2 separate regions of the Homo sapiens genome follow, and region 2 is linked to region 1. A link is an interaction called in ENCODE POLR2A ChIA-PET data of the cell type or tissue named here. Cell type or tissue: Caco-2. All regions are shown on one strand. Links, peaks and the distances in the headings refer to the core of each region. The heading gives the core; the rest is flanking DNA. Region 1 overlaps RAB11FIP4 (RAB11 family interacting protein 4). Region 2 overlaps RHOT1 (ras homolog family member T1).

Region 1 (15,944 bases), core at 4,462-9,461:
ACTGTGCCCGGTTGGGACTGTAAGTATTAATAGAACAATCATTATGGACAACGGTATGGAGGTTCCTCAAAGAATTTAAAACTATCATATGATCCAACAATTCATCTACTAGGTATACAAACAAAAGAAAAGAAATCAGTATGTCAAAGAGAGATCTGCATTCCCACATTTATTGAAGCACAATTCACAATAGCCAAAATATGGAGTCAACTAAGTATCCATTAACAGATGAATGCATTTTTAAAATGGGGTGTATATATACACAATGGAATAGTATTCAGCCATAAAAAAGAATAAAATCCTGTCATTTGTGACATGGATGAACCTACAGAACATTGTGTTAAGTGAAATAAGCCAAGTAGAGAAGGACAAACAGCATGATCTCACTCCTATGTAGAATCTAAAGAAGTTATCCCATAGAAGTAGAAAGTAGAATGGTGGTTACCAGAGGCTGGAGAGGGTAGGAGAAGGGAGGACGGGGAAAGGTTGGTCAACAGGCACGAAGCTATAGTCAGATGGGAGGACTAAGTCCTGGTGTTCTATTGCACAGTAAGGTTACTACAATTAACAACAATGTGTATTTAAAAATAGCTAGAAGATAGCATTTTGAATGTTCTCACCACAAAGAAATGACAAGTGTTTGAAGTGATGGTTTTGCTAATGACCCTGATTTGATCATTCCACAATACACATGTGTATCAAAACATCAGACTGTACTCTCTAAATATGTACAATTGTATGTCAATTAAAAACTTAAAGATTATGTAGGATTAAAACTCTACCACATCAGTAATACTTTTAAAGAAAACTGAGTAAATAATCCTATTAAAAGATCAATATTGTCAGAGTAAATTAAAAACAACTACATACCACTTACAAGAAACACAATTGAAATTTAACAAGATGTAACACTTTTATATCTATGCATCTAACAGTCTCAAAACATAAAGCAAAACTTAACAGAATGGGAAGTGGGAGCTGTTAATTCACCTCTCTCAGAAACTGATGGAACATGCTGAACGTGGCTCACACCTGTAATGCCAGCACTTTGGGAGGCCAAGGCAGGTGGCCAGGAGCTCCAGGCCAGCCTGGGAAACATAATGAGACTCCATCTCTACAAAAAAAAAAAAAAAGTAAAAAAGAATAGCCAGGTGGTGCATGCCTGTAATCTCAGCTACTCGGGAGGCTGAGGCCAAAGGATTGCTTGAGGCCACGAGTTCGAGGATACAGTGAGCTATGATTGCACCTGGGTGACAGAGCTCAAGATTCTGTCTTTAATAATAGTAATAATAATATTATTAATATATTATATATAATTATTATATATTATAATAATTATGTATTATATAATTATTATATATTATATATAATTATTATTATATAATTATATATTATATATAATTATTATTATATAATATATAATTATTATTATATATTATTATATATTATAATTATTATTATATATAATATATAATAATTATATATAATATATAATTATTATATATAATATAATAATTATATATTATATATTATAATTATTATTATATGTTATAATAATTATTATATATTATATAATAATTATATATTAATATATAATAATTATTATATATTATTATTATTACTGATGGAATAAGCAAACAAGAGAATTAGAGAGGACACAGAAGACCAGAACAACACAAACTCCAGACTGATACATACAGAACACTACACTCAACAACTGCAGAATAACACCAGTAGATTAAAGGCTAATGAAAAACTAGATACTTGCACAATACCGAAGAATCACCCTACAGATTGCTGCAAAACACCAAAGCACCCCACATACCTCTACCAGGGAGAACACAGACTACTGTCCCTTTAATGCAGAGATCAAATTTAGCATCACTAATTGGAAAGAACCAGGCGCTGGCCTCCCAACGCGATGCCTAAGAGGTACACAGCATCACCTATAGTGTGGGCTTAACTAAGTATTTAACTCAATTCAAATCAAGCCTTAGGATCTAACTTCTACCAAACGGAAAAATGGGATAGAAGTTACACATCACCACAGGGAAGATGCATTTCTAAAGGTTGAGGCAGGCTGGAAGAAAACGCATTTCTAACAAGTTCTCGGGTGATGCGGATGCCACTTGTCCCAGGACCACACTTTGCAAACCACTGTTCTAGATTAACTGAGAGACATAGAAACCGAATATTATCCTTGATTAGATCCCAGATCAAACAAACAAACCACCACCAGCTGTAAAAGACCTTTTGAGGATAAACAAGGAGGATGGAATCTGGAGTAGATATTGGGTGATATTAGGGAATTATGCTTAATTTTGTCAGGTGTGTTAATGGCATATAGTTGTGAAGGAAAATGTCCTTAGTTTTGATAATATTTAGTCTAATTTCTTTTCAAATGGCTCATTTGAAAAGAAACTTGGTTCATTTGAAAGTTACAGGACAGGCACGGTGGCTCACGCCTGTAATCCCAGCACTTTGGGAGACCGAGGCGAGCGCTTATCATGAGGTCAGGAGTTCAAGACCATCCTGGCCAACATGGCGAAACCCTGTCTCTACCAAAAATACAAAAAAATTAGCCGGGCGTGGTGGCGGGCACCTGTAATCCCAGCACTTTGAGAGGCCGAGGCAAGCGGATCATGAGGTCAGGAGTTCAAGACCATCCTGGCTAACACAGTGAAACCCCATCTCTACTAAAAATACAAAAAAATTAGCCGGGCGTGGTGGTGGGTGCCTGTAGTTCCAGCTACTCGGGAGGCTGTGGCAGGGGAATGGCGTGAACCCAGGAGGCAGAGCTTGCAGTGAGCCGAGGTCGCGCCACTGCACTCCAGCCTGGGTGACAGAGCGAGACAATGTCTCAAAAAAAAAAAAAAAAGAAGTAGTAGTAAACATTATATGGAAACATGAAAAAATAGCCTGCCCCAAATTTGCTGAACTAGTGAAGGAAAAGTGTTATTGCCTGTCTTTTGGATAAAAGGTATTTTAACTAGGATGGGATGATATCTCATTATAGTTTTCATTTGCATTTCTCTGATGATCAATGATGTTGAGCACCTTTCATATGCCTGTTTTCCATTTATATAAATTACATATAACAGAAATGTCTATTCGGATCTTTTGCTGATTTTTTGATCGGTTTATTCGCTTTTTCCTGACAGGTCTGGCTCTACTTAAAAGAATATGAAAAAGTGAAGCCATCCTGAAAGAATACTATCCTAGCGGGTAGAGTCCACAGAAACTGGAGCCCGAACAGACCAACATGAGCTTCAAGGATGAAATGAGAACAGAACGACGAGCAGTCTTGGTTTCAAATGATCAGATCAAGCGGCAATGGATGGCTGAGGTCATAAGAATGATCCGGCCTCTAAAAGACCATTCACAGTCATAACAGTCCTAGAAATGTTTCCAAATAGAGCAGGTGGTCAAGAGCCATCCCCAGGGGGTCCCTCACCCATGGGCCTTTGCCTGAAAGCAGAACTGCCTCCCCTCTACTCTGCCAGGCTTTGCCCACCCTCCTCTTCCTCTTCCCCCTTCCCTTGAAGGAGGTTCCCAAGACCCTTTTCTGCTATGGGCTGAATCCTGTTCCCTCTAAAATTCATATATTGAAGTCCTAATCCCTAGTACTTCAGAATGTGACTGTATTTGTAGATAGTCTTTAAAGAGGTAATTCAGGCCGGGCTGAACTGCAGGCTCACACCTACAATCCCAGCACTTTGGGAGGTCGAGGTGGGTGGATCACTTGAGGTCAGGAGTTCGAGACTAGCCTGGCCAACATGTTGAAATCCAGTCTCTACTAAAAATACAAAAATTAGCCAGGCGTGGTGGCACATGCCTGTAGTCCCAGCTACTCGGGAGGCTGAGGCAGGAGAATCACTTGAACCTGGGAGGTGGAGGTTGCAGTGAGCCGAGATAGTGCCACTGCACTCCAGCCTGGGCAACAGAGCAAGACTCTGTCTTAAAACAAACAACAAAATAATAATAATAATAATAAAGAGGTAATTCATTTAAATTGAAGTCCTAATGGGTGGGCCCTAACGCAATGTGACTGGTGTCCTTATAAGAGGAGATTAGGACACACGCAAAGGAAAGACCATGTGACGACACAGGGAGAAGATGGCTGTCTGCAAGCCAAGGAGAGAGGACTCAGAAGAAACCAAGCCTGCTGACACCTTGATGCTAGACTTCAGCCTCCAGAATTGTGATAAAACACACTTTGGTTGTTTACGCCACGCAGTCTGTGGTCCTTTGCTATGACAGCCGTAGCAGACCAATAGACCAATATACCAATATCCCTTCTCCTCCCCTAGGAAGGCTTCATGGAAACCCCAACCCAAGCTCAGTCTGGATTTTTCGCCCACCTTCTCACCCTGATAACAAAAGAGAACTTTTTAAAGGTCAATTCAATTCAACCTTTATTTTTTTATTTTTTGAGATACAGTCTTGCTCTGTCACCCAGGCTGGAGTACAGTGGCACAATCTCAGCTCACTGCAACCTCTGTCTCTTGGGTTCAAGCAATTCTCCTGCCTCAGCCTCCCAAGTAGCTGGGATTACAGGTGCCCACCAGCACGCCCAGCTAATTTTTGTATTTTTAGTAGAGATGGGGTTTCACCATATTGGCCAGGCTGGTCTTGAACTCCTGACCTCAAGTGATCTACCTACCTCAGCTTCCCAAAGTGCTAGGATTACAGGTGTGAGCCACCTCGCCCAGCCAATTCAACCTTTAAAGAGAACTACAGATGGTCCTCAACTTACAATGGTTTGACTTACAATTTTTTTTTTTTTTGAGACAAGGTATCGCTCTGTCAACCAGGCCAGAGTGCGATGGCACCATCTCAGCTCACTGCAACACCCCCCTCCTGGGTTCAAGTGATTCTCCTGCCTCAGCCTCCCAAATAGCTGGGATTACAGGTGCCCACCACCACGCCTGGCTAATTTTTGTATTTTCAGTACAGATGGGGTTTTGGCATGTTGTCCAGGCTAGTCTCAAACTCCTGGCCTCAAGTGATGCAGCCAGCCACCTTGGCCTCCCAACGTGCTGGGATTACAGGCCACCGTGAGCCACTATGCCCGGGCTCACTTTGATTTTTCAACTGTATGATGGTGCAAAGTGATCCACAGTCAGTAGAAGTCATACTTCAAGTACCCATAAGAGCATTGTCTTTCACTTTCAGCATAGTACTTAATAAATTGCGTGGGATGGGCTGGGTGCGGTGGATTACACCCAGCACTTTGGGAGGCCGAGGCGGGCGGATCACGAGGTCAGGAGATTGAGACCATGGTGAAACCCCATCTCTACTAAAAATACAAAAAATTAGCTGGGCGTGGTGGCGGGCGCCTGTAGTCCCAGCTACTTGGGAGGCTGAGGCAGGAGAATGGCGTGAACCCGGAAGGCGGAGCTTGCAGTGAGCCGAGATCGCGCCACTGCACTCCATCCTGGGCAACAGAGCCAGACTCCATCTCAAAGAAAAACCAAACCAAACCAAATCAAACAAAACAACAACAACAAAAAATAAATTGCGTGGGACATAAAACACTTTATTGTAAAACAAGCTCTGTGTTAGATGATTTTGCCCAACTGTAGGCTAAAGTAAGTGTTTGGGCACATTTAAGGTAGCCTAGGCTAAGCTATGGTGTTTGGTAGGTGAGATGTATTAAACGCATTTTTTTCTTTTTTTTTTTTTAACTTATGATACTTCCAATATACAATGGGTTTATCAGGACGTAACCCCATCAAGGAGCATCTGTAACTGGATTTCCAGAACCTACTCAAGAGACTCAGGGATTTATTTTTGGTCTGTCCTAAAAAAAAAAAAAAGTTGTATTCTCTTATTCTCTTTCACGATTAGTTTGAAATACTGCTACTTCTTAAGAGATGATATTTTGTTGAAATCAAAGCTTGGTGAATCTATGATTATCAGGATGGCATTCTATAAACACTATATGCCAATCTAAGTAAGTTATTTCCATTTTCTTTTTTTTTTTTTTGAGATGGAGTCTCACTCTGTCACCAGGCTGGAGTGCAGTGGCACGATCTCGGCTCATTGCAACCTCTGCCTCCCGAGTTCAAGCGACTCTCCTGCCTCAGCCTCCTGAGTAGCTGGGACTACAGGCGCGTGCCATCACACCCAGCTAATTTTTGTATTTTTAGTAGAGACGGGGTTTCACCATGTTGGCCAGGATGGTCTCGATCTCTTGACCTCGTGATCTGCCCGCCTCAGCCTCCCAAAGTGCTGGGATTACAGGCATGAGCCACCATGCCCAGCCACTTCCATTTTCTTGTGCATTCTCTCAGTAGTATAAGTATTCTATTTCAATTTCAGAGAAGCATATGCACAGTTCAGAGACGTTAGAATTGCAAAGGCAATTTTTGTTTGCCCAAAACTGTATTTAGTATAGTTATAAGACAAATGTAAAAGGTATTTTACCTACACAGCGATTGCTTTACAAGAGAATAAATCAGCAGTTAGCCCTGGAGCCACAGGCCCTCACACAAGGAGCCTTTTATCCTGGGTCAGGCTGCCTCTGTGACCAGCAGCGCTCAGTAACTGAACAAGATATTACCAGTTTCTCCGTGCCAGACAGTATTTCTGGCTACCTGACATCTGGAGCATTTTCCTCCCTCTGTTGTGGTCAGTGTGGGAAGGAGGGCCGCTACTGCCCCCGGGACACGTGGGCACCCTGCTCAGAGGGACGCCAGCTGGCCTGTGACATGGCCCAAACCCGAGCCCCACCCCCGCCACTCCACAGCGGTCTAGAGCTGGTTTGTAACCAAGGTGCAGCTGAATTTAGCTCAGTGAATCATCTCCAAGGAAAACCCACAGAGAAAGTGAACTCACCTTTTAACCAAGTCCTGGATGGGGTGTGACTGTCCCAAGAATGCCCTGGGTCCCAGATCTGAGTGCCCCAGTAAGCCCATTTCCTAAACAAAAAGGGTTTGAAGAGGCTATCTAGCCTACCCTCTGCCCTGCAAACAGAGCCAACGGCCTTGATTTTCAAATGAGAATGTGGACTTCGGAGGCAAACTGTTGGGGATTAAGAAAACAGAACTTAAATTGCTTCCACATCTGGAAAACAAACCCAGCAGCCAGCCCCAAGAATTCCAGGCATGCCAGCTCAAAGAGAAGCTGCAGGTCAGGGGAGGCTTTTCCTCTTAGCTTTCAGTCCCCCATCACCTACCTGAAGCCACAAAGATCTCCTGTCTACAAATAGCTAGTGGAGCCACAACTCAGAGAAAGAGAACAAAGTTGACATACTAGGGCGCCTACCATGTGGCCAGTCTGCTCTGTGCTTTACAGAGGTGGTAAACTCCCTGCAAGTAATTATCATTTTCCTCCTTATAGATGGGGAAATGTGGCCAGGTGCGGTGGCTCATGCCTGTAATCCCAGCACTTTGGGAGGCCGAGACGGGCGGATCACGAGGTCAGGAGATTGAGACCATCCTGGTCAACATGGTGAAACCCCATCTCTACTAAAAAATACAAAAATTAGCTGGACACGGTGGCACGTGCCTGTAATCCCAGCTACTCGGGAGGCGGAGGCAGGAGAATCGCTTGAACCAGGGAGTAGGAGGTTGCAGTGAGCTGAGACTGTGCCACTGTACTCCAGCCTGGCGACAGAGTGAAACTCTATCTAAAAAAAAAGAAGAAAGAAAGGAAGAAGGAAAAGAAAAAGTGGGGGAATGGTGTCCAGAGAGTCTCATCCACTTTCCCCTGAAGTATCCTGCAGTTTTTCTCTTTACTCCCCTTTGGAGTCACACAAAAAGTTGGGGCCATGCAAACCCAAATCAGGAGTTCCCTAATTTAAATCGTCCCATCTAAATTCTCAGAAAAGATTTCCCAAATGCCTACCGGAAGCTCCAGTTCCCATGCAGCCACTGCATCTCTGGTTCCCCCAAGAAAAGCATGGACCAGAGGTCCCAGCAACTCAACTCAAAAGCGAAGTAACGTGCTGCAGTTGAATGGGGTGCGTATAAAGGGCTCTCCTGGTTCTTGGAACGGGCAGCTATTTTTTGCTACAAATTATAGCTTTTCAAGATGTGGCTTTTTGAAGAGAGGGCTTAATTACTCACACAACCAAGAGTCTGTGGGGCTTGCTTTGGGGGCTCCATACTTTACCATCATGATAAGAGGAGCGATGATAAAAACACTTCACTCAAAGTGAAGGTTTGGGAGGGAAAACAGTGGCTCAGGCCAGCTCTTTCTTCTCGTAGAGTCCACCGGGTAGGTCAGGCTACATTTTCAGGGGAGCACCCTCCAAAGAGGTGACATGGAACTTTCCAGAGAGAGGCCACTATCCAACTCAAGGAGAGCATGCCTGGATGGAGCTGACCCACGGTCCAAAGCCAGGGTGGGTTCCCACCCAGCTCCTCCTCTGCCACAGAACCCTCAGGCCTTGAACAGCCAGCAGAGCACCGATGTTTACCCACAGCCAATGGCCAAGGCTCCACGTGACCCGCCCTTCTGGAGCAGGCAGGTCAGGGTCAGCAGGGTGACTCTCCTCCTCCCAACCCTGCAGGGCCTCCTGCCAGAGCCCTTGGTTTTTATAACCCTCTCCTCCTCCCTGCCCCATCTTCTGGTACCTCCCATCAGCACATAGCCCCCATGGTCTTCCCAGCAAGCTCAGTTCAGGTGTCTCTCTTTGTCCTGTGGCCTTTGCTAGACCCAGCTACCCAAGCTTCGTGTTCCAGAAGCTGCTGTCTTGCATGGGGGGTTGGGGGGTGTCACTCAAGCATAGCTGGCCAGAGCTCAGCTTAGGGCCTCCGGCCAGGGCAGGCTTTCTCGCAGTGGGGACAGGTGAGAGGGCATTAGGGGCTCATGGGGTGGAGACTCTCCCTCCCAGGGAGTCCATTGGGAACCCCCTCTAAGAGCTTGTGAGCTCCCCACTGCCCACAGAACCAGGCCCAGCTCCTGAGAGCAGCTCGCAAAGCCCCTTCCAGCAGGTCTCAGCCTCAGGACATGCTCTGCCTCTCCCCTTCCCTAGTACCCCAGGCTCCTGGGCACCTTTACCCACCCCAATGCCTCAGCACATGCTGCTTCTTATGCACAGGGGGCATAAGCACCACCTCATCAAAGAGGGGGCTTCGAATCTCTGACACTACACACAAAACTGAGGAGGTTGGGCTACTGGCTTTCATTGGAATCTCAAGAGGGAGGGGGCAGAGAGAAGATCTCCAAGGAAAACAAGGTTTAAAACCATCACCTGCTCTTAAAGCCTCCCTCTAGCCAGCAGCGCACACTCAGCCCCTGCTTGGGGGCCACTGTCACCCAGACATCCCCATGTGGCTGTCTCCTGGTGCCTCCCCAACTCAGCCCCGACTTCCATGAACAGCCCACACCTAACCCTCTGTACTGCTCCAGCCAGACCCTGTGCAGCCTTGTCATGTGCACCCCTGTAGGTGCCGACTGGGTGCCCACCCCACCACTCTTCCTCCTCTCTCTCCGTCCTGCCTCACCCCACTGCAGCCCAGCCATCCTGAAGGACGGGGCCCCTGACACATCCTGCTCACACAGGCCCCTGTGCCTTTGCCACTGCCCCCTGCCCAGAACTCCTCCGTCTGTCTCAGGAGCAGTGCCACTGGCTGGCACTCCCCGAGATCCTTAACACCTAAACAAGCACAAAGCAGTTTTTTTTTTGTTTTGTTTTTGAGATGGAGTATCGCTCTGTCGCCCAGGCTGGAGTGCAGTGGCATGATCTCGGCTCACTGCAGGCTCTGCCTTCCGGGTTCCAGCGATTCTCCTGCCTCAGCCTCCTAGGTAGCTGGGATTACAGGCGCCTGCCACCACGCCGGGCTGATTTTTGTATTTTCAGTAGAGATGGGGTTTCACCATGTTGGTCAGGCTGGTCTCGAACTCTTGACCTCAGGTGATCCGCCCGCGTTGGCCTCCCAAAGTGCTGGGATTACAGGCATGAACCATCGTGCCTGTCCACAAAGGGGTCTTAAACATTTGAGAACAAGGAAAGCACGCATCTGCTAAGCACCTATTGTGTGCCAGGTATTTCTGTGCATCAGCCACTATTTAGATGAGAATACACAGGTTCAAGGAGGTTAAGTAATTCGTGAAAGGTCGCAGGGCTGGGATTTGAACCAGGTCTGATTTTAACGCAGCAAGGAGGGTACAGAGAATACCAAATGCTCTCAGCGATGCGACATCCAGCACCCCATGGACAACACTGTGCACTGGAGTGGACTCAGGCTGACCCTGCAGCCACAGGAATGGCAGTTAGCAACGCTGATGGTACCAGAACTTGGACTTGAGCTGAAGCTTGCAGGGACCACAGCACACTGGGCTTCTGAGGTCTGTGCCATCCAGGCCATCAGGCAGAGCCCTCCTCCCCTTTCCCACCCCAGGGAGCTTCAAAGAGGCTACATGTGGGAAGACTTTACAGAAAGGGAGAGGAGAGATTTGAAAGAAAATTGCTAAAAGGAAACACATGTGAAAATGAAAACTCAGGCAAAGGGGGAGAAGGACGAGGGAAGAAGAGTAATGTCCAAGGATTATAAACTGAGTCAAGAAGCCCTTGGAACACCAGTTTCCCTCTGCTCCCTTGGGAAGGCCAGTGACCCACTCCCAGCCCTCATTTTCCCTCTTAACCCAGATGGAACGGGGCAGACCTTAGATGATACCCAGCAAGAGAAACAGGGAATGTTGCCTTGCACACAGCCATGACAACTGTGGAGCCACGATTCATATGTGGTGGGAGGAAAATCCCGAGGCTCAGAGAGGTCGCTCTACTTTGCCAAGGCCACACAGCTGGCGAGCCATAAAGCTGGAATCTAAGCCCAATCCAAGGTTGTCCCCTTGAACCACATCAGGGTCCCCTCATATAATCTGCCACCACTACAAGGTGGCTCCACCTGCATCCTTGGAGGAACTGGACAAATTATATAAGTTCCCCAGAGGTTACCTAGTTTCTATTTCATTAAATCTGAGACACCTCTGATTTTACAATGCACCGTTATTTCAAGTATGCCAAGAAAAAGGCGCTGTCAAATTATAATAATCCGCAAATGTGCGACACATTCCAATTTAAGATGTTAAATGGAAAAAAAGGAAAGGAAAAAAAGAATGTGCCTTAGAATCCCAGAAAATACCATGTAAGTGTGAGTAGGGAACAGGGATTCAGTCACAGTTCCGCAGACTGTGTGTGTGCAGTGAAGGGCAGTCAACAACTCCACACAAGCACATGAGCACACACCTGCTGCTATAAAATCCTTCTTTGCTAATAACTGATGCAATCGTGCAGATAATCATACAAAAATGTGTTGGCCAGACCTGCCTTGTCAACAAGAACCCTCATTTCACCAGGAGACCATCAATTCAAGGTTGCCTAACATCAGTCAGACGAGTCAAGCATGGTGGCTCATGCCTGTAATTCCAGCACTTTGGGAGGCCAAGGTGGAAGGATTGCTTGCGCCTAGAAGTTTGAGACCAGCATGGGTGACATAGTGAGACCTCATCTCTACCAAATGAATAAATAGCCGGGAGTGGTGGTGCACCCAGCTACTCAGGCAGCTGAGGTGGGAGGATCACTTGAGCCCAGGAGGTCGAGGCTACAGTGAGCCAAGATTGTATCGCTGCACTCTAGCCTGGGCAGAAATGCGAAACCCTGTCTCAAAAAAAAAAAAAAAAAAAAAAAAAATCAGTCAAGTGGAGGCTGTCCTGCCCACCTAACCAGCCAGGCTAGGCCAGGCTAGCCAGCTTCGCCTGAGTGGAGCTATAGACCTCTGGGCAGCCAAGCTGGATGACTCTGTGGTTAACTACCAAGGGCAGTCACCCAGTGTGGCTGGGCGGTGGCACAGCCTGCACCTTTTTGTCTGGCTTTTCTCCAAATCTCCTGGGGCTTGTGGCCAGCCAGAGCCTCAGCATTTTAATAAGGCAGATGCTGGGGGCTGGCAGTGGCAGATGGGCAGCACTGCTCCAAGCCAGCTTTTCCAGCTAGGCACAGGTGGATGGACAGGCAGGCCCTGGCTGGAGGTGAAGGGCAGGTGGGCCGAGGTGTGGAGGGCCATCCTCCCCTTGGCAGGCCAGCCACAGCCTGGCAGTGTGAGCAGCCTCTGGAAGGACAGGCTAGGTACAGTCTCCCTCACTGAACCTGGGGAGAAGTCTGTTACCTCGGAAGCTGCTTGACATCTCATTCACAGACTGCCACACAAATGCTAGTCACTTCACCCCAGACCCAGAATCTGTATCTGCAGAGCCCGAGCAAGGTTTGTTAAAAACACAGAAGCTGGCTGGGTGCAGAGGCTCATGCCTGTAATCCCAGCACTTTGGGGGGCCGCGGTGGGAGGATCACCTGAGGGCAGGAATTCGAGATCAGCCTGGGTAACATAGTAACACCTCATTTCTACTTTTTTTTTAAAAAAATTAAAATTAAAATTGAAAAAAAAGATTTAAAAACCCACAGAAGCTGAGGAAGTAGAGTTTTGCTTCTCTTGCAAAGGCCCTTGAGTAATGGAGTTTTTCCGCTGCCACCTTCCTGTTTGGGCCATGACACTCCCCGGCAAGACATTCTGTTAGGTGCGAAGGTTATTAGTCACAACAATCAAACCAGCTGAAGCCTGCAGGAACTAAGAATAACAGCTCACCCCAAAGCACAGTTTTAAGTGCTTTTCATACATTTACATATTTGAGCCTTACCACGAACCCTGTGAGGGAGGTACTAGCCTCATCCTCTTACCACGAACCCTGTGAGGGAGGTACTAGCCTCATCCTCGTTTTACAGGTGGGGAAGCTGAGGCACAGAGAAATTAAATAACTTGTCTAAGATTCCACCAATAGCAAGGGGCAGAGCCAGGATCTGAACCCAGAGACAGCCTGACTCTGAAGGCATTTTGGTACTAAACTGGCCTGCCTCTCTAACCATCTAACCGTCCACGAGTGTCAACTAAGTAAAGGCCAGAACCTAGACTGGGCATCTTAAATCACCATGGCTCATTTTATTTTCACCATCACCCTGCGAGGCAGGTGCTATTATCAACCCCATTCTACCTGTTGGGCACCCCAACCCTCAGCCACCCCAAAGCAGGGGGGTGGATGAACAGGATGCCCCATCTGAATGCTGCCTGACACGCAAACACACACGTGTGTGCACACACACATATACGATCTGGGGCCCTAAACTGGACAGACTAAACCCAAAGCTGCTGCCCAAATGTGGGAGTGACTCCCTGGGGTCCTTAGGACCCCACAGAACCATGCTGCTGCCTGCCCACAGGCAGAGGGAGTGAAGAGTGAGGCCAGGGAAAGTGAAATCAGAAGGGTGAGGTCGCCTGTCCAAAGTTCCACAACTAGCGAGCAACAGAGCCAGGATCTAGACCTAGAAGTTTTCTGGCGCCCATTTTTTCTCCTTAAGGAAACAGGCATTGGGTGACAAAGCGTGGGATGCAGGTGTCTGTGTCTTAGGTAGGCATTTCTTCCAGGAAAACGAGGGAGCAGGGGGCAGGGACTTGCTGCTATTCTCGCTCCTATTCTAGGAGGGAGACTTGAGTCTGGTGCAGAGGGTAGACACCCCTCAGCTCCCTTACCCCAAGTTCACCGGAGCAGCAGCAGCTATTTGAAATGTGGGTTCCCTTTCCATGGTATCAGGCTTGCACAGCGCAGGGGGGTGGGGGGTGACCACAGATGACTAAAGAGAGAGAGCCCGCCCACTCTCCCACACTCCAGTTCTGTTTAGGCCTTCCTCTTTCTGGTACCTCAAAAGAGAAAGGCTCCCATGAGCAGAGCCACAGATATTAATAACTTCTACAGAGCTTTGTTTTCATCTGAATTAATGTTTACATTGTTGGGAAAGAACCCACTTGTCTGGGAAGATGAAGCAGGTTAGATCAATTAAAAATGTGACCAACAGTTGGAAAACTTCCCATTTCTTAAGGTCAGTCAAGAAGTGGGTTTGGAAGTGCTGGCATGACTAGCACTGGCCTGCTGGGCGGTTCTGGGCTGGAGGTCACTCAGACCCCACAGCTCTGGGCCATCACAGCCACCCCTCTGACCTTCATACGACCCTTGTAGGCTGCACGTCCTTCTGGTTGCCTATGTTCTCCTCCCCGTCTCATCTCCTTTCCAGGTCATGCGAAAAAGTGAAGAAGTAACCACCAAGGTTGTCTGGGTGCTCAGGGGGGTTCTGAGAATCTGAGCTCTTGTCATCAATGCTCTTGAGGGGGGCTCAGCTCCTGAAGCACCAAGACGCTCGGGACCCCTCTGAGCAAGGCCAGCTGGGCGCCCCCAGCATCCACTCAGCCTTGAATGGGGTCCACAGAAGCTGGCCAATGACAAATTCCATTCAATTAACAGTATTATGATGAAGCTGCAAACACTTGGGGAAGGACTGCCATGTGTAGTCAGACACTTGGCATGAGATAATGAGAAAATAGCTCCAAATGAAAACAGATAAGGGTGCAGTCCAGGCTTCTGGGGGCACCTTCTCTGCAGCCTGCCACCCAGTGTGGGCTCCAGATCATGGTGCTTGGAACCGTGGTCAGGCCCAAAGCTACAAATCCTCCCAGGATAACATGTGCTGGCCAGGAGAGGTAGCCAAGACACCCTGCTGAAGCCCCACCCACCAAAAACTCAGAGGGCACCCCAACCTTCAGCCACCCCATAGCAGGGGGGTGGATGAACAGGATGCCCCATCCGAATGCCGCATGACACGCAAACACACGTGTGTGTACACACATATATATGATCTGGGGCCCTAACCTGGACAGACTAAACCCAAAGTTGCTGCTCAAATGTGGGAGTGACTCCCTGGGGTCCTTAGGACCCCATAGAACTGTGCTGCTGCCTGCCACAGGCAGAGGGAGTGAAGAGGGAGGCCAGGGAACCCTTGAGGATCAGACAAGAGATGAGGAGACAGCCTGGGTGACACAGGCCAGAGTACGGAAAACACGGGCAGGCTGCTGGCTGCTTTATGAGCCTTGAGAGCAGGACCTGTCCCTACCCGACAGGAGCTGACCCGTGGGAACAGCAGGCAGGCCCAGGCAGCTGTCAGAGACACAGCTGTATGCACATCGCCGGCGTGCCCTTTGCTGGTTTGATTCGTGTGGTGGCAACAGCATAGTCTGGCAGGAAATGTTTCCACGTTCACATGGACAGGCTCGTCTGACCCAACTCAAGCTGAGGGCAGGGAAGTCTGTGGCAGCAGTGGCCACAGAAGCCTGTCCTCCAGAAATGCCTCAATGCCCAAATCCCCTCGACGCGGAGGCTCTGAGAAGGGCAGAGCAATGGAAGGCAGCTCGTGCCTGTGGATTTCTAGTCTCACTTGTACTGTCAGTCCCCTCTCCTCCTCCTCCTGGGATTCTGGGTTGTCACAGCATTGGGTGGTCCCCCATCTCTCTGAGCTTGTCCCCTGTCCCCCCAGCCCTGGCTTGCTCTCCAATCACATCCTGTCTTGTAGTTCTGTGGACAGACATAGCATGCCAGCCACCGTCCCACCTCAGGGCCCTTGCAGTTCCTCTTTTCTCTGCCTGAACCTCTTTCGTTTGGATGTCACCTTCTCAGTGAGGACTTCCCTGTCTGACTCTGAAACCCAGCACTCCCTCCCCTTCCCTGCTCTTCCTCCTGCCAACTCCCATACTCCGTGTTTTACTGCTCTACCTGCCTCACTACCATCCTGCGAGCTCCTTGAAGGCAGGGGTTCTCGTCTGTTTTGTTCACTGCTGTATCTCCAGTGCCCAGCACAGAATCTGGCACAAAGTAGGCAACGAAGAATCTGGTGAATGAATTCAGTACCACTTGCCCTGTACTGGGAAATGTGCTGGGGGCTGAGCAAACAGAAATGGGGAAGCCTCCGTGTCCTGAAACGCCTCCTGGTGAGGGAGACTGTGGTACCATTCAGGGGCAAAGATCGTACGACATCCAGTAAGGCACCAGGTGGGACTGCCAAATAGGCAGGCCTGTCTTGTGGTGCCTAATTGGTATGGATGGGACCACCCAATAATCCA
Region 2 (5,000 bases), core at 1-5,000, 660 kb before region 1:
CAGTTTCCCTCATCTAAACATCATTCCTGCTTTCCCCTCTACTTTCCCAAATGTTATTAATAATTATCTTTCAAGGATGGTTCAAATTCTACCTATAGCTCTTATTTCCTCCACTTCCTCCTTTGAACTACTTTTGTGCCACACAATTTATATTAAATTATAACTTAAATTTATACCCAAGATACATACTTAATATGTATGAATCTACATTGACACAATAACCAAATATTTGGAAACACTTGGATAGTGAACAAAATTTTCCAATTTTACATGAATGGGAAAAGGGCCTCTAGCACATCAACCAGACTGAATCATCTGATTTGATTTCACCTGGCCCAAGCACAGTGGTACTGCTGTTATTTTCGACATCACCACTAACGAAACTGGTCCCACCTCCTGGAGATTCTGGAACTAGCATTCAAAGATTTTCTTAACAGCAACCGGAGAACTGGGAATAACAGGTCGCTACTGAGGCAGTTAAAATATAAACATATGCTAAAATTACTGTGTTCAATTTGTTTTTGGTAAAAAATAAAATGTTAAAATTTCAAATAATATAAAGGAGGGAATGATATAACATAGAATACATCTGGTCTTTGTCCCCAGCTTCTGGCACAGAGCATCAGAATCCCTTGGAATTTCCTATATGATAGGAGTGTCTTTTATTATGAATAATGAGTCCCTTTCAACCACAGAGTTCATCCTAATGAGGTGACTCACGTGGGGAGGAGGGGGCAACAGAGCATGCTAGCAGGATGGGAGCTGGTCACCAGAAAAACCAACTACATGATTAGAGGGTCAGAACTCTCAGCCCCACCCCAAAACCTCCAACAGGGAAACAGCTGGAGTCAAGCACGTGGCCAATGACTTAATCACATCTACCTACTGAAAACCCATATAAAAACTCCGAACATCAAAGCTCAGGAGAGCTTCCTGGTTGGTGAACAGGTCAATGTACCAGGAAGGTGGTGCACCCTGACCCTACAGAGAAAGAAGCTCCTGAGCTCGGGACTCTTCCAGACCTTTCCCCATGTACCTCTTCAATCTGGTTGTTCATTTGTATAATCGTGAATATAGCACTTTCCCGAGTTTTGTGACTCACTCTAGTCTGAGGGGGTAGTAGGAAGCCCTGAATTTGTGGTTGGTCAGGCCAAAGTGCATGCTGCTGAAGTAAGGGCAATGTTGTTGGAAACCTTGCTCTTTAACTGGTGGTGAAACTGCCTTTGCAAAATTATGACAGTAAGAGAAATCTGACATAGTTGACTCCATCTTGCTTCTAACCTCCAAGCTGTCCCTGGTCATTCCTGGGAACAGGCCAAGATAACCTTGAGAGGAATTTAAGTTTACTGTTTAATCTTAAAGCAAGAATGATAATAGCACTTCCTAAAACTAAACCACCTTTGTAAAACTAGTGAAAGGCCACAAGGTTAGGATTATGTGAGGGACCTGAATTCTGCTAAGATACAGGTGTAAATGATAACCAACCATTGTTCTGGAGGTCAGGAGATTTGTAACTTTCCCCAGTTACTCCTGTGATAACATCACGATAATAGAGCCTACAATTGGCATTTTGAGATGTTTTTCATATTTTTGCATTTCTGGTGAAGGACTGACTCTACCGGAACCCACAACTTGTGACTCAGTCGATCCTGTGGCCCCCAATCAGCGGCTGACTGAGCACGAGGAACGTTTTCCACATCCCGATGATTTCATCCTCAACCAATCAACATCCTCCATTCTCTAGCCCCCACCCACCAAACTATCCTTGAAAAACCCAAACCTCTGAGCCTTCTGGGAGACTAATTTGCGTGATACATTTAGTTCTCCTGCATGGCCAGCCTTGTGTTAATTAAGTTATTTCTTTACTACAATACTGTGGTCTCAGTGAATTGGTCTGTCTGTGTAGCAGGCAGAAGAACCCACTGGGCAACTATAGTGGATCTGAAGCTAACTCTGGGTGGTGTCAGTGTTACGGGATCGTTGGGGAGTCACTTCACCAACTGGAAACTTCTGTGGCCAGTGGTGCCTCTGTCCAAGTTTTGCTCTGGCCCACTGGGCTCGTTCCACCCACTCAGCCTGGCAGGCTGTGCTCAACTCACACGACCAGCCTGGATCCCACGCCTGCCAAAGGTGAGCCAGGCACAAAGTGGTGAGGGATGTGTGAGCAAGCATGGGGTCTGACCTCTGTGCACAGCCAGGCACGCCGGCTGCTGCTGTGGGGTGGGCAGCTCCAGATGCCAGCTTGGGCACCATCTCCCTGCGAGGCTGCAACTGGACCAGGCGCATCACAAGCAGCTTCCACAGCTGGCACTGGAGAACACAGTGGTGCCCGGAAGCTTGGCGACTCCAGGAACCACAGGGCCCCAAAGAGGGAGTCACAGCCCTGGCTAAGGGAGCTCCCAGGTCTGGGCTCCCTGAAGGACTGCAGCTCTTCTCTCCTTCTCTACACTCTCAAGGTAGCAAGCAAGGGGCATGTTTCAACCCTGTTTGTGTTACAGCTCTTTTAGCCCCACCATTCAGCAGGTCCCGAGTTCTTGTCCTGCATCCAGGAAGAATGAGGTAACAGACAAGTGGAGGCTGAGCAAGACAAACAGGAGCTTTACTGAGCGACACAACAGCTCAGAGGAAACCTACAGTGAGTACCTCCTCTCTGTAGCCAGGGTGTCCCAACAAGTGTTCAGTTCTCAGCAGAGAGGATAGCTCCTCTCTGCTTGGCAGGCTGTCCCGAAGAATGTTCAGCTCTCAGCAGAGAGGGTAGTTCCTCTCTGCAGGCAGGTCATCCCAACGTCTCTTCAGTTCTCAGGAGAGAGGGTAGCTCCTCTCTGCAGGCAGATCATCCTGTCACCCCTTCAGCTCTCAGCAGAGAGGGTAGTTCCTCCCTGTAGGCAGGTCATGCCGTCGTCTCTCTTCTGGTCTGGCAGAGTCCGGGAGGCTTTTTATGGGCCTCAGAGGGGAAGAAGAGTGTGCCGATTGGTCCATGGGCAGCCATGGGAGGACCCGCGTCACAAGTTCCCACACTGGTCTGCGGGATCAGCAACCCAGCCCCCGGGCTTCAGGCCCTCCCAGCCTGAAGGTGGGGCTTCACGGGGCATCTGCCCCCTTCTGCCCAGGAGCCTGTCTGCCTCCTGCTGGCATTCAAGCTGCCAAGGCCATGCCAAAGGGTACCTGCAGGCCTACACCAAGCTGCCCTCAGTCCCCATCTCAGCCTCCCTCCCATGCTCGCCAGTGCCTGAAGTCTAGAGGAGGCCAAAGTGGCAGGGGCCTGGCATGTCACCACTGTCCCAAGCATGCGCACACCCGGTCAGGCTGCAACAGCACCCAGGCTTGGCCCCAACCTCGCTCTGAGATCAGAACGGGCACCAGGAGCAGGGAGAGGCCAGGCAGCAGGAGCAGACATCTCCAAGCCCACAGGCTTCCTGGGCCCCTTAGACTGCAGAGATGCCTGGGTCCACAGCCACGGCTGGGCAGCTGCAGCTGCGACTGGGAGGTGGGGCTCTTGCCAGCTTCCAGCTCCTGCCAGCTCCATGGAGCGCGGCACCGCTCAGGGCCCAGCTCCACCTCGGGGCTCCTCTCTGTCCACCCCTCCATGCCTGATCACACTGCTCCCCTGCCAACGGGTAACTCGGCCCGGCCCCATCATGGTGGCTCTGGGGATATCAGGCTCCAGGGGGCTCCCAGGTGTGGGCTCTGGGGACTACATGCCTCCTCTCCACATTTTCCCTGCAGCAGGAGCAGGAGAGGTACAGGTGGCGTGGCAGCCCCGGCCAACCCCGCACAAACAAACCCGATGATCTTGAGGCTGGCCCCACGAGTCCCAGCTGCGCCTTCAGCCGGGTGCTCATGGGCTCCTGAGACACGGTGTGGGGAGAGGTTGAGGCCATAGTGGAGGCTCCAGGCCTGGAAGCAGGTCCTGCCCAGCCATGTGAGGTAGGAGTGATGCACTCAGCTGCCTCAGGGATGCAGGGCACAGGGGTCCCACCACCACCACTGCTGCTCCAGCAGCCACTCCTGCTGCCACCGCTTGCGCCTCCCTGCTGCAGCTGATGGCCACTCCAGATGGCCGCCACTGCCATCATTAGAATTGAATTGAATTGTATGACACTCAGTTGGTATAGGAAAATTGGTGTCGGAACTCAGAGGGTACGTGAGCTCTGTATTTATCAAAAGAACTTATAGCTAAAATACCAAGAAACGGCCGGACACGCTGGCTCATGCCTGCAATCCCAGCACTTTGGGAGGCTGAGGTGGGCGGATCACGAGGTCAAGAGATCAAGACCAGCCTGGCCAACATGGTGAAACCCCGTCTCTACTAAAAATACAAAAATTAGCCGGGCGTGGTGGCATGTGCTTGTAGTCCTAGCTACTAGGGAGGCTGCGGCAGGAGAATCGTTTGAAAGCGGGAGGCAGGTGTTGCAGTGAGCCGAGATTGCATGGCGCCACCGCACTCCAGCCTGGTGACAGAGCAAGACTCTGTCTCAAAAAACGACGACAGAGGGAGACTCTGTCTCAAAAAAACAAAAAACAAACAAACAAAAACTGAGAAACACTGTAATAGATTTTTTATCCAAGAGCACTAGTTCCACCCAGACTCATGTCTACCCTGCCTATAACAAACTAGGGAAAACACTAGAACATGCAGGGTATTAACTTACGCTTCTACATGACCCATCTTTTTTGTCTAGACTCCTACTATTAGTTCATTTTATAATTATTGACCTGATTGTCTTCTAAGGACAAAGTTTTGTCTTACATACTATGTGGGGATAATATGGAAAATATATTAACTAAGACAAGGCTGAGCACAGAGTGGCTCATGCCTGTAATCCCAGCACTTTGGGAGGCTGAGGCAGGCAGATCACTTCAGCCCAGGAGTTTGAGACCAGCCTGGGCAATGTGGCGAGATTCTGTCTCTATAAGAAATACAAAAACTAGCAGGGCCTGGATTCCTAGATACTCAGGAGGCTGAGGTGGGAGGATCACTTGAGCCCAGGAAGTTGAGG

What was found. ChIA-PET counts read pairs that join two places held together with the same protein. Peaks named below come from ENCODE experiments on the same cell type or tissue, not always from the same donor. Only the 100,000 strongest peaks of a DNase experiment are listed, where the experiment ranks them.
Region 2: POLR2A ChIA-PET joins it to region 1 with 5 read pairs; 2 of 35 experiments call an interaction of 5 or more read pairs at or near these places.

What each region holds. Positions count from the first base shown.
Region 1 is chr17:31,491,067-31,507,010 of GRCh38, reverse strand. All of the region lies in intron 3 of RAB11FIP4 (RAB11 family interacting protein 4), which reads right to left. Among named protein-coding and RNA genes, the nearest start is that of MIR4724, 36 kb to the left of the region's middle. RefSeq lists enhancers at 6,177-7,136, 7,137-8,098. In Caco-2, for the core only: no CTCF peak of the experiment used is centred there; DNase peaks (open chromatin) are centred at 7,068 and 8,504.
Region 2 is chr17:32,157,951-32,162,950 of GRCh38, reverse strand. All of the region lies in intron 1 of RHOT1 (ras homolog family member T1), which reads right to left. Among named protein-coding and RNA genes, the nearest start is that of RHOT1, 18 kb to the right of the region's middle. In Caco-2, for the core only: no CTCF peak of the experiment used is centred there; no DNase peak of the experiment used is centred there.